Linked DNA regions of Mus musculus: region 1 is linked to region 2. Evidence: chromatin contacts called from ENCODE POLR2A ChIA-PET data. All regions are on one chromosome and are shown on one strand. Each heading gives the region's core, a stretch centred on a gene start or an enhancer-like site at or near the end of the contact. The rest is flanking DNA. Distances are from core to core; before and after follow the strand shown. Region 1 has its middle 62 kb from the start of Gm51770. Region 2 overlaps Arid5b (AT rich interactive domain 5B (MRF1-like)).

Region 1 (4,346 bases), core at 1,777-4,276, 76 kb before region 2:
TCATGAAACACATCTGCACTCCATTTTGCCAAATTACTTTCAAACTCATTTTGTTAGATTTAATTCATAGAAACATTTTGGTCTTATTGCTGTCCTTAATGGAAAAAAAATATATCACTTTAGCTGTGGTTGGCAGCTAAAAGTATTACAGACATTTTAATCTTGAATTACTCAAGTGTACTGAGCCCTCCTGTTCCTTACAGTAATGTATCTGCAAATACTTTTGCATTTTTTTCAGATGAGTAATCACATTATTCAAAATATTACCCACTTTGTTTCTTCATTTCTAAGCATTCCAAAAAGATCTGGTTTTACTTTTATTGATGTGCTGTTTAAACAAATGGGATTAAAGTATTTGCAAAGAAAATCAATGAGCCTCTACCAGACATGAAAAGATTATATTATTATTGTTGTTGTTATTGTTATTATTTTGTATTTTTTCCCTAAGCAACACGGAGAAATGGCAATTTTACATAGCATTATGTTATATTTGATATTATAAGTAATCTAGATGGGCTGGCAAGATGGCTCAGCAATTAAGAACAGCACTTGTGATTACTTCCCAGCACCCAGGTCAGGTAGATTCTAAGACTGACTCCAGCTCCAGGGGAACCGGATGCCCTCCTCTGGCCTCCGTGGGTACTGGCACTCACATGTAAACACCCTTCACACACACATACACAGAGTTAAAAATGAATACATTTTAAAAAGTCACTTAGTGATTATTTCAAGTGTGCAGGAGGGCATATGTAGTGATTTACAAATACTGAGCTGTTTGTACTAGACTCCTGATTATCTGTCAGTTTGAGCATCCTAGGGTGGAGGAGGTTCTAAAAACAATCCCCTGGGGACCTGGAGGGGTGGGTCTATGTAGGTGAATATATTTGTCCAAACTCATTCAGTTGCAATGCTCTATGTCTGTACTTCTTATCACCTCTGCCTGCTTCCTTGGTGATCCCCTAGAGGCGCTTTGTAAATGAAATGAAGCCTTTGGGTGAAGGCCCATGCACTTATTTTCCCAATAAAATGAACACTTGGAATTTGCTTTTCCAAATGGAGACTGTATAGAGCAAGCCGGTTCAGCATGGAAATCCTGAGTAGTGGTTAGGGTGCCTTTTCCCCTAGGAGAGTTAGGAATTTATCCTAGTGTTTTCTTTAAAATCTTTTCAGCCAGAAATTCCACTAAGAGTTCATCTGTCCATTGCTTGACATATGGGCTCAACCTAATTTTATTCCAGATGGGATTTTATTCTGTATATTATTTTGTTAGTAAAAAATTTAGTTCCTACTATCCTGATATGTCTGGAATAAGCTTTTCTTGGGCACGGTTTAATATTATTTTAATATAGTTTGAATAAATAATTTGTGTATATAATTTCATCTATTTATGTAAACATGAGTGCATCTGTCTGAATGTATATACCTGTGAAAACATCTGCCTTTGTAGCCGGGATCTTACTAAGCTTTCTGCATCTTGGCAATAAGATGACAGAGAACTCATAAAGAACGCTTTACCCATTCCTAGTCTTCAGTTCTTTGAAACGGTTCTAAAACTATACAAACCTGGTGCTTTTTGGACAGGAAATATTTGCGTGCCAAGCAAATCTTTAATTCTATGGGCTTCAGAACATTTTGTTAGTTTTTTTCCCCACCTTAGGAAAAAAAATATGTTTTAAAAATCCCAGTTCTCTAAGCTTGATTCTAATAAATTAAACCATCCGTTGGCTCTGTTTTCTTTGCTAACACTATTTATTGAGAACCTCTCCTTGTATTGTTTTTCCTCTTTTTTGTCTCATTAATTCTCAAATTGCCTTAAAAGGCTGAGACCTGGAGGTTTTGGGAGGATTCAGTTTGGGGAATTTTAGGGCTGAAGAGGGGGATGATGGAGAAGAGTCTAGACAAAATGACCGGATGAAGGCTTAGCCACCACGACAGGGCCGCATGTCTCATCCTGACAGGTTAGCAAGATCTCAATAATGCCTTGTTTTTTCACAGTTGTCAAGTACAGATACATGTCATGTTTACCATTTGTTTACTTTTCATTTTTGTGGAAATAAGTATCGTACTTATGTCGTGGATTTCTATGAGGGCTAATGATGAATGGAGACCTCTGCCCCTCCCCCAATCCAAAACCAAACCAAACCAAAGCAACGTTTTAAGCAGTGCGGGTAGTGTGCATGGTCAGATCATTAATTACTCCAGTCGTCACTGCATCAGTGAAGTGACAGGCCCAGGCTTGAAAAAAACACCAAAACATGGTTGTCAGTAGACTTAACTATACAAGATGCTGTGCCCCACCCCGAGGGCCTTGCTACCGGGCAATCTATCTCATGTTGGCGGTTCTCTCGGCTCTACAGTGAATGATAAGCTGCCATAGAATGAAGTAGGGTGACTTGAATGTGGCTGTATCTAGCACGTTACAGACTTTCTGAAAACTGAGTTTATTCTTCCCATCATTAGATTTAACCAAAAAAGTCGGGCTGGAGCCAGAGGCCATACCCGTGAGCACCTCCTAGTGGTTGCTTGTTCAGTGACTGACTTACTCCTTAAGTGAGAATTTAACTCCTGCAGTGTGTAAATCCACAATGAAATAGAGCATCACCATTCATGAATTAATTTCTTCTTTCTTTTTTGGGGGGGATGGGGAAGGAGAGGCACAGTGTCATTGCTTTACTGTGTTGGGGAGACACGGAATATCTGCAGTTAGTGTAGCCAAAGACAGATTGGCCATCTGGCTTTTCTAGATCTTCATTGTCCCGTTTGATATCCCGCTACATGTGGCTCCTCAAATGTAACGGACAGAATTCAGCACTCAGTTCCCTTGTCACAGTGGGCACATTTTAGGGGCTCAGTCACCACACTGGCCGTGAGACATGATATTGGAAAAGACTTCCATAAACATTTCTACCACCCCACCCCCGGGAAGTTATACTGGACAGTTGGATCCCACAGCGAGTCAGTAACAATGAATGCAGTGGGGATTCTGAGAAGAGACCTGAGTGACCACGAGGTGGCTGGCTGAATGCCTGTGGTTCTGACCTATACACGAGGCAGCTGGCTGGATGCCTGTGGCCCTGGAAAAACATGATTAAAAATAGTCTGCTATTTCAACAGATGCTTCACAATGTTAATTCTGGTAACTTGCCCAGAGGTCCTTGAATTCAGGAATTCTGAATCCATGTAGCACAAATTAATGCAATTCATTTATCTATCTATCTATCTATCTATCTATCTATCTATCTATCTATCTATCTATCTATCTATTTATTTATTTATTTATTTATTTATTTATTTATATTTTTGTAGATCAACCTTATGGCTCTCTCTTCTCTTACCCCACTCCTGACCACTGGTCATTTCCAGCTCTTCCTCTCCACTTAGGCTTACTGTAAATAACCACTCAGACCCTGATCGCTATCAGCTGTAAAACATTTGTTCTCTTTGGCCGTTTTCCTGGAATGTATCATTAGGTATTTTCATTGCTTTTGTGCCCCAAGTGAATCTTTACCAAAGGTATTGTCCCGTTCTGACAACATTTACCAAGCAAACCTGATTTAAAAAAAAAAAAATCATGAAGTTTCCTGTTGTGCTTGAATCTCATCTACAGAGGCTCAGTGTGGTGCAGAGGGATAGATATCCTTCTGCTGTATGCAACCAAGCCACAGTACAGGATGAGATAGACGTGGGTCAAAGTCATGGTCAGAGGACCATGGGGCTAAGGGTCCTTCCCGTTAGAAAAGGGATGGCAGTCAGGGAGGAGAGGGTGGGAAGCACAGCTATGTTGTCACGACTCTTGCTGGCCTTGTAGTCCATTGGAGAGTCTATTCTAATGAGAAAAGGGGTCCTGGATTATCTTTTTATCTAAATGGATGCTCCCCCCAAGCCCCTGTCCCACACGTCCATTGTTGTAGTGGCATGCATGCTTGCCTCCAAATTGATTTCTCCGGTCTACTCAAAGCCTATCCCGATGATGTGATATGGCCTCAAGCCTCAACTGTCACCGGAATCCTCCCCTGACCCCATTCCTGCCCTTCCTGCCTTATCTCCGAGACTCCTCAGGAAAGGAATCCGTCGGTCTGCGTCACGGATGCCTCATTTCGACTGCTGGCAAGTTGAGTTGGGCCAGGGGCGAGCCCACAGGCTTTCGGGGAAAGACCCAACATCTTTATCATCTCTACCCAATGGACGCTATTGATACCGACGTCAAGTTCCTGCATTTTCAACCCCTGTGCTCTTTCTTCCAAGTCCCTCAGGGATGTGGCCATCCAGTCTACCACCCAAAACGTCTGCCACTTCTATGTTAGGCTGCACTCTGCCTGTCTCCACTCGGCAGCTCTTTGTGAATG
Region 2 (4,517 bases), core at 938-3,437:
ACACACATAATGGAAAATTTAGACCTGAAAACTCTGCCATTATGGTCATTCTTCTTTGTACTTCTACAGTGGAGCGCATTTGTGATACATTAATAACTTTGTCTTTCTGATTCCTACACTGTACCATCTCCCAAATACCACAATTGTGTCAATGGGATCAGTGTCTTAAAGGCTGGGCTACAAAGTATACAGACTATAGGATGGAGGGTTGGCTCAATGGTTAGGAACACATGCAAGAGAACCCTACTTCAGTTCCTAGCACCCACACTGGGCAGCTGATAGTCACTGGTCATCTAGACCTAGAAGGTCTGATAATCTCTTCTGGCCTCAACAGGCATCTATATCCACGTGGCACATGTGCACACAGAGCGAGAGAGTGAGAGGGAAAGTGAGAGGGAGAGAGGGAGAGGGAGAGGGGGAGGGGGGCACATACACATATATAAATATATATAAAGTTAAAAAGATCTTTAAAACATATGTGTTAATTGTCTAGAACCAAAGGCAGTTAGCACTGCAGTGTGTAGGCCTGGCTGTACTCCAGTTTATCTACGCAGCTGGCAAGTGCAACTCCAACCATATCTTAAAGTGCTGAAATAACCAATTCTTTATTTTTTTTAAAGAAATAAACATCATATCTCATACCCAGAAGGGGCCAGAATGGGGGCTTTTCTGGTTCATATATATGGTATAAGACATGGGGAGGTACTGCTCCATAAACAGCCCTGACCATAGCCTGGATTTCTCTCACCCTAGAAGTCGTCCTTCCCAACAGAGTAATAGTTATAGAAAATGAAATTTAGGTTTTCAATTACACCGACTTTCTCTTTCATATTCAAATGTTACCCATATCCTCCAACATGTTTACAGAGTTCTCCCAGATTTCTAAATAAATACACTAAAGAAGTTCTGAAATATACACATTTTAAAGATGGCTTTGCGTGCACCAAGCTATGCCCAGATGTTTAACATTCATTCCAAATTTCTCAATAAATGAGCACGCCAGGAAAGCAAACACGAGCTGACAGTATTTAGTCTAAGTTTCTTTAAATGGTTTAACATGGCCAATAACAGTATTTCATTATCAGGCATTATTAAGGCATTTAGAAAGAGGGGTTGTGGGATATGAGGCAGAGCAGCGGATAAATATGGTTATCACAATGATAACCATACTGTTTGGGGTTTTCATAATCTGCTGTGGTAATGAGTCTTGTCTTCTGTCTTCTGAATTCCATATATATATATATATATATATATATATATGAATTTCATATACATATACAAATATATGCATGTGAATATATCTGAATATATCTATTCATAACAAATCCATGATCCCAGCTCACTGCCACAAGTGCTCATTAACAACCACCACAAACTCACAGTCAGTTCTGTGAGCTTTGAACCAGTTCCAGAACCAGGGCTACAGCAAGTGGCAGTTTGGCCTTTTCGCTTCTCTGAAAAAAAAAAAAATTTTTTTAACACCTTAAAAAATTCCCCATAACTGCTCCCTTCACACCTTTTATCTCCTTCCTAAATCCAAAATATTCACTCACTAAATCTCCAAGGTTGCTGTGTTCTTATGTAATACGTAATTTTCTTCGTGTCTCTGGTGTTGGCTTGTGAAATGCCTTTAATTAAAAAAGCTAAAAGCTCTCTAAATCTGGATGGCAGACTCATTTCCAGGGCACTCAGGCATGTTGTCTAATTTTAAAACTCTGACAGGATACATGTAAATTTATGCAAGTTTCACAAAAGTCACAATTTCCTCCTTGAATTCAAGCTAAAGAAACCGCCTGCAGCCCTTTCCAGAGCTGTTTACTTTACTGGAGAGCTCTTTTTTTCTTTTTTTTCCCCCCATTGTGTTGGAGGTAATTATTGTGAAGATATCTCCTGTCAGCTTCCTGTGGATCCAGTCAGAAGGAAGGAGTTAAATTTCCCTGATTATTGATCAAACAGACTCTTTGATCCCCAAGCTAAAACTATGAAACACCACTTGGGGGGAGGGGCTTGAGGATATTATCATGCAAATTATTTTGGTTGACAGTAATTAAGAAATTATATGTTAAGAAAAATCAGTAATTGTTCACATGAGTCATTAATGTGTTTTCGTTCTTTGTAGAATGTTCTGGCACGCCCTTCCTTTCTTGCTTTAAATAAGCGAGGAGGGAACACACAGTATTTGCAGCTCAGCAGAGCACCATATTAATAGAAAGTTTGCTTGGAAGAGCAGCTTTGTGGAACCCCAGACCTGGTTCTTTGCCTTTCTCCATACTGTCCTTCACCCAAGAACTGTCTTTACAAAGCTGGGGTAGGCTGTTTGAGCATCTGAGGCAGGCTCACCCATGAGTGGGGACTGTTCCCCCTCCCCCCCTTCAGAAGGTCATAACCATTGGTCTCAACACTTAGGAAATCTACACAGAAAAAACCTACACACTCAGGGACTCAGAACTAGCCTAGCCACGGGCCATTAAGCAGTTCCAGCTAATTCCATGACTCCCTAGAAACAAATCTTCGCTTGGAACTCAACCTTTGCCAACGTTTGCTTTGGAGAGATTTTTTTTAGATCCACAGGAAAGAGACTCCAAGCGGATGATGGGAGGTTTGAGACAGGCTCCCAGGTGATGGGTACACCTTGGAATGAACTCCAGTTAGCTTATAAATCATTGATCCCTGGAAGAACGCAAATGAAAATCACGCTTTTGTTTTTTTGGTTTTTTTTTTTTTTTTTTGAAAGGCAGCCTCAAGTACTGACATGTGATACATAATAGTCTTAAACCAGTTCTGACATAATATCTCTGGCAGCTCTAATAACCACAAATGATTGCTTTAGTTAAGAACTAGCCAGGAGCAAAATAGAGCCATGTCGTTTGAGCCATAAATACCTCAACAATATTTTATGCCACTTTGTAAAAAGTTAAAGGAGTTTTATAATAATTAACAACAACAACCAAAAAAAAAAAAAACCCACGCCTTGTATGGACACTGTGAAAGCTTATTTCATAGTCCCAAGGCTGCCAGTGTGGTGAATTATGTAGGCACCAGAGAAGCATTAAGGAGAAATAATAGCAACTTAAATGAAGGCTGACGTAATTCATGATAAACAGTCATTGGAAAATATTACAGTGTTGTCTTTCTTTCTTTCTCTCTCTCTTTTTTTTTTTTGAGTGGGTTTAATCAGAAGAGTATGACCATAGTCTAACATAAACCACTTCCCTTTTCCACTGTTAGTAGTTGGAATTCTGGCATTTGCCCTAGCTAGCTGCAAGGTTTTTATTCACCATAATTGCTGAATCCAGACCCTCAACACCTCTGGGGACCTTAACAGTGTCAATTTGGAATTCTGATTGATGGAGGAGCTTCCAAGACAAAGCCCCAAATCTCTGAGCTGCGTGGTTGGTCCAAAAGTGGGGCTGAAATGGGAGGGTGGCATAGCCAGGGTGCTTTAAAGAATACATATCAGCAAGGGTGGCTAAGGACTGCCCACACTGAAGAATGACTCTATTGTCCCTTCTAATAGAATCTGTGAGGTGGTGTCAACCAGCCACCTATCCTGATAAGAGCAAACCTTGGCCCCAGATTGTTCTGGGTGAACTGTAAGTATAGCAACACACAAAGACGTAAACACAGTCACAGCCCAACCTGCCAATCTCATTAATACCGAATGTCACCAGGTCAGGGCCAGAAGGCGTGATCATACCACAGAGTTGTCACAGAGATGGCTAGCTCTGAAGGTGAATTAAAAGTTGTCACCTGCTGTGGAACCCCTGATTAGGAGCAATAGCCCAGGAGAGAGTCTCCCTCAGATATGGGGAGGCAGGACACCATTTAACTCTCCGGTGCTCACCCTATTTCTGGGAGTTTAACGGGAAGACATAATACACGATTATGTCAGCAAGGCCTTCCAGCGTCAAGTTCGTTGAAACGTCTTTAAGTCAAATATTGATTAGCTGTGCCGAGGCAGGAAAGGGAGCCTACAACAGAAAGCAGAAAAATCTTACATTTTCTTCCCACCACTGGCTTCTATCTCAGCCATGAGCTGGCCTTTGCAAAGGCTATTAAGAGCAACTAACGTGATTCTTTTTTTTTTTTTCCTCTTCCTCTACTTTTCTCTGCCAGCCTTGGGATAGAGGTGTTAACGAGCTGGAATAGACTCAAAGACTGGAGAATAGGTCTTCTGGAAGTTGACAGCTTGGGTGATCCTACACAGAGGGGCCTCTGTCCCAGATGACCAGGCACTAAGTGCCATCTTTGGATGATGACTTACAATAGCCAATATATAGCAGAGCATACTATTTTAGACATGGAATCCTTCCTCCCACCCCATTGAATCTATTTAAATCATTTCAGAGGTCAACTATCTAGCCACTCCTTTAAAACTATTTCAAAATAAGATGGATGGCTTTCTCTGACATTACCACTCATAAAAATGTATTTTATCTCCTCTTAGCACAACAAGCCTTCCTTTCTTGAAATAGCTCATCTTGAGCGCTATCAGTGCGTTTCGCTCTGTGCACAAA

The links. ChIA-PET counts read pairs that join two places held with the same protein, here RNA polymerase II (POLR2A).
Region 1: POLR2A ChIA-PET joins it to region 2 with 11 read pairs in embryonic stem cell. The contact joins two enhancer-like sites. POLR2A ChIA-PET finds 5 or more read pairs at or near these places in 2 of 5 experiments (Patski and embryonic stem cell).

What each region holds. Positions count from the first base shown.
Region 1 is chr10:68,087,317-68,091,662 of GRCm38, forward strand. No RefSeq gene overlaps it. Among named protein-coding and RNA genes, the nearest start is that of Gm51770, 62 kb to the right of the region's middle. Within about 2 kb of position 3,027, at least 1 of the 3 ENCODE cell types and tissues checked has a DNase peak (open chromatin) inside an H3K27ac peak, as active enhancers do.
Region 2 is chr10:68,163,789-68,168,305 of GRCm38, forward strand. All of the region lies in intron 4 of Arid5b (AT rich interactive domain 5B (MRF1-like)), which reads right to left. All of the region lies in intron 1 of Gm51770 (a long non-coding RNA gene), which reads left to right. Among named protein-coding and RNA genes, the nearest start is that of Gm51770, 15 kb to the left of the region's middle. Within about 2 kb of position 2,188, at least 1 of the 3 ENCODE cell types and tissues checked has a DNase peak (open chromatin) inside an H3K27ac peak, as active enhancers do.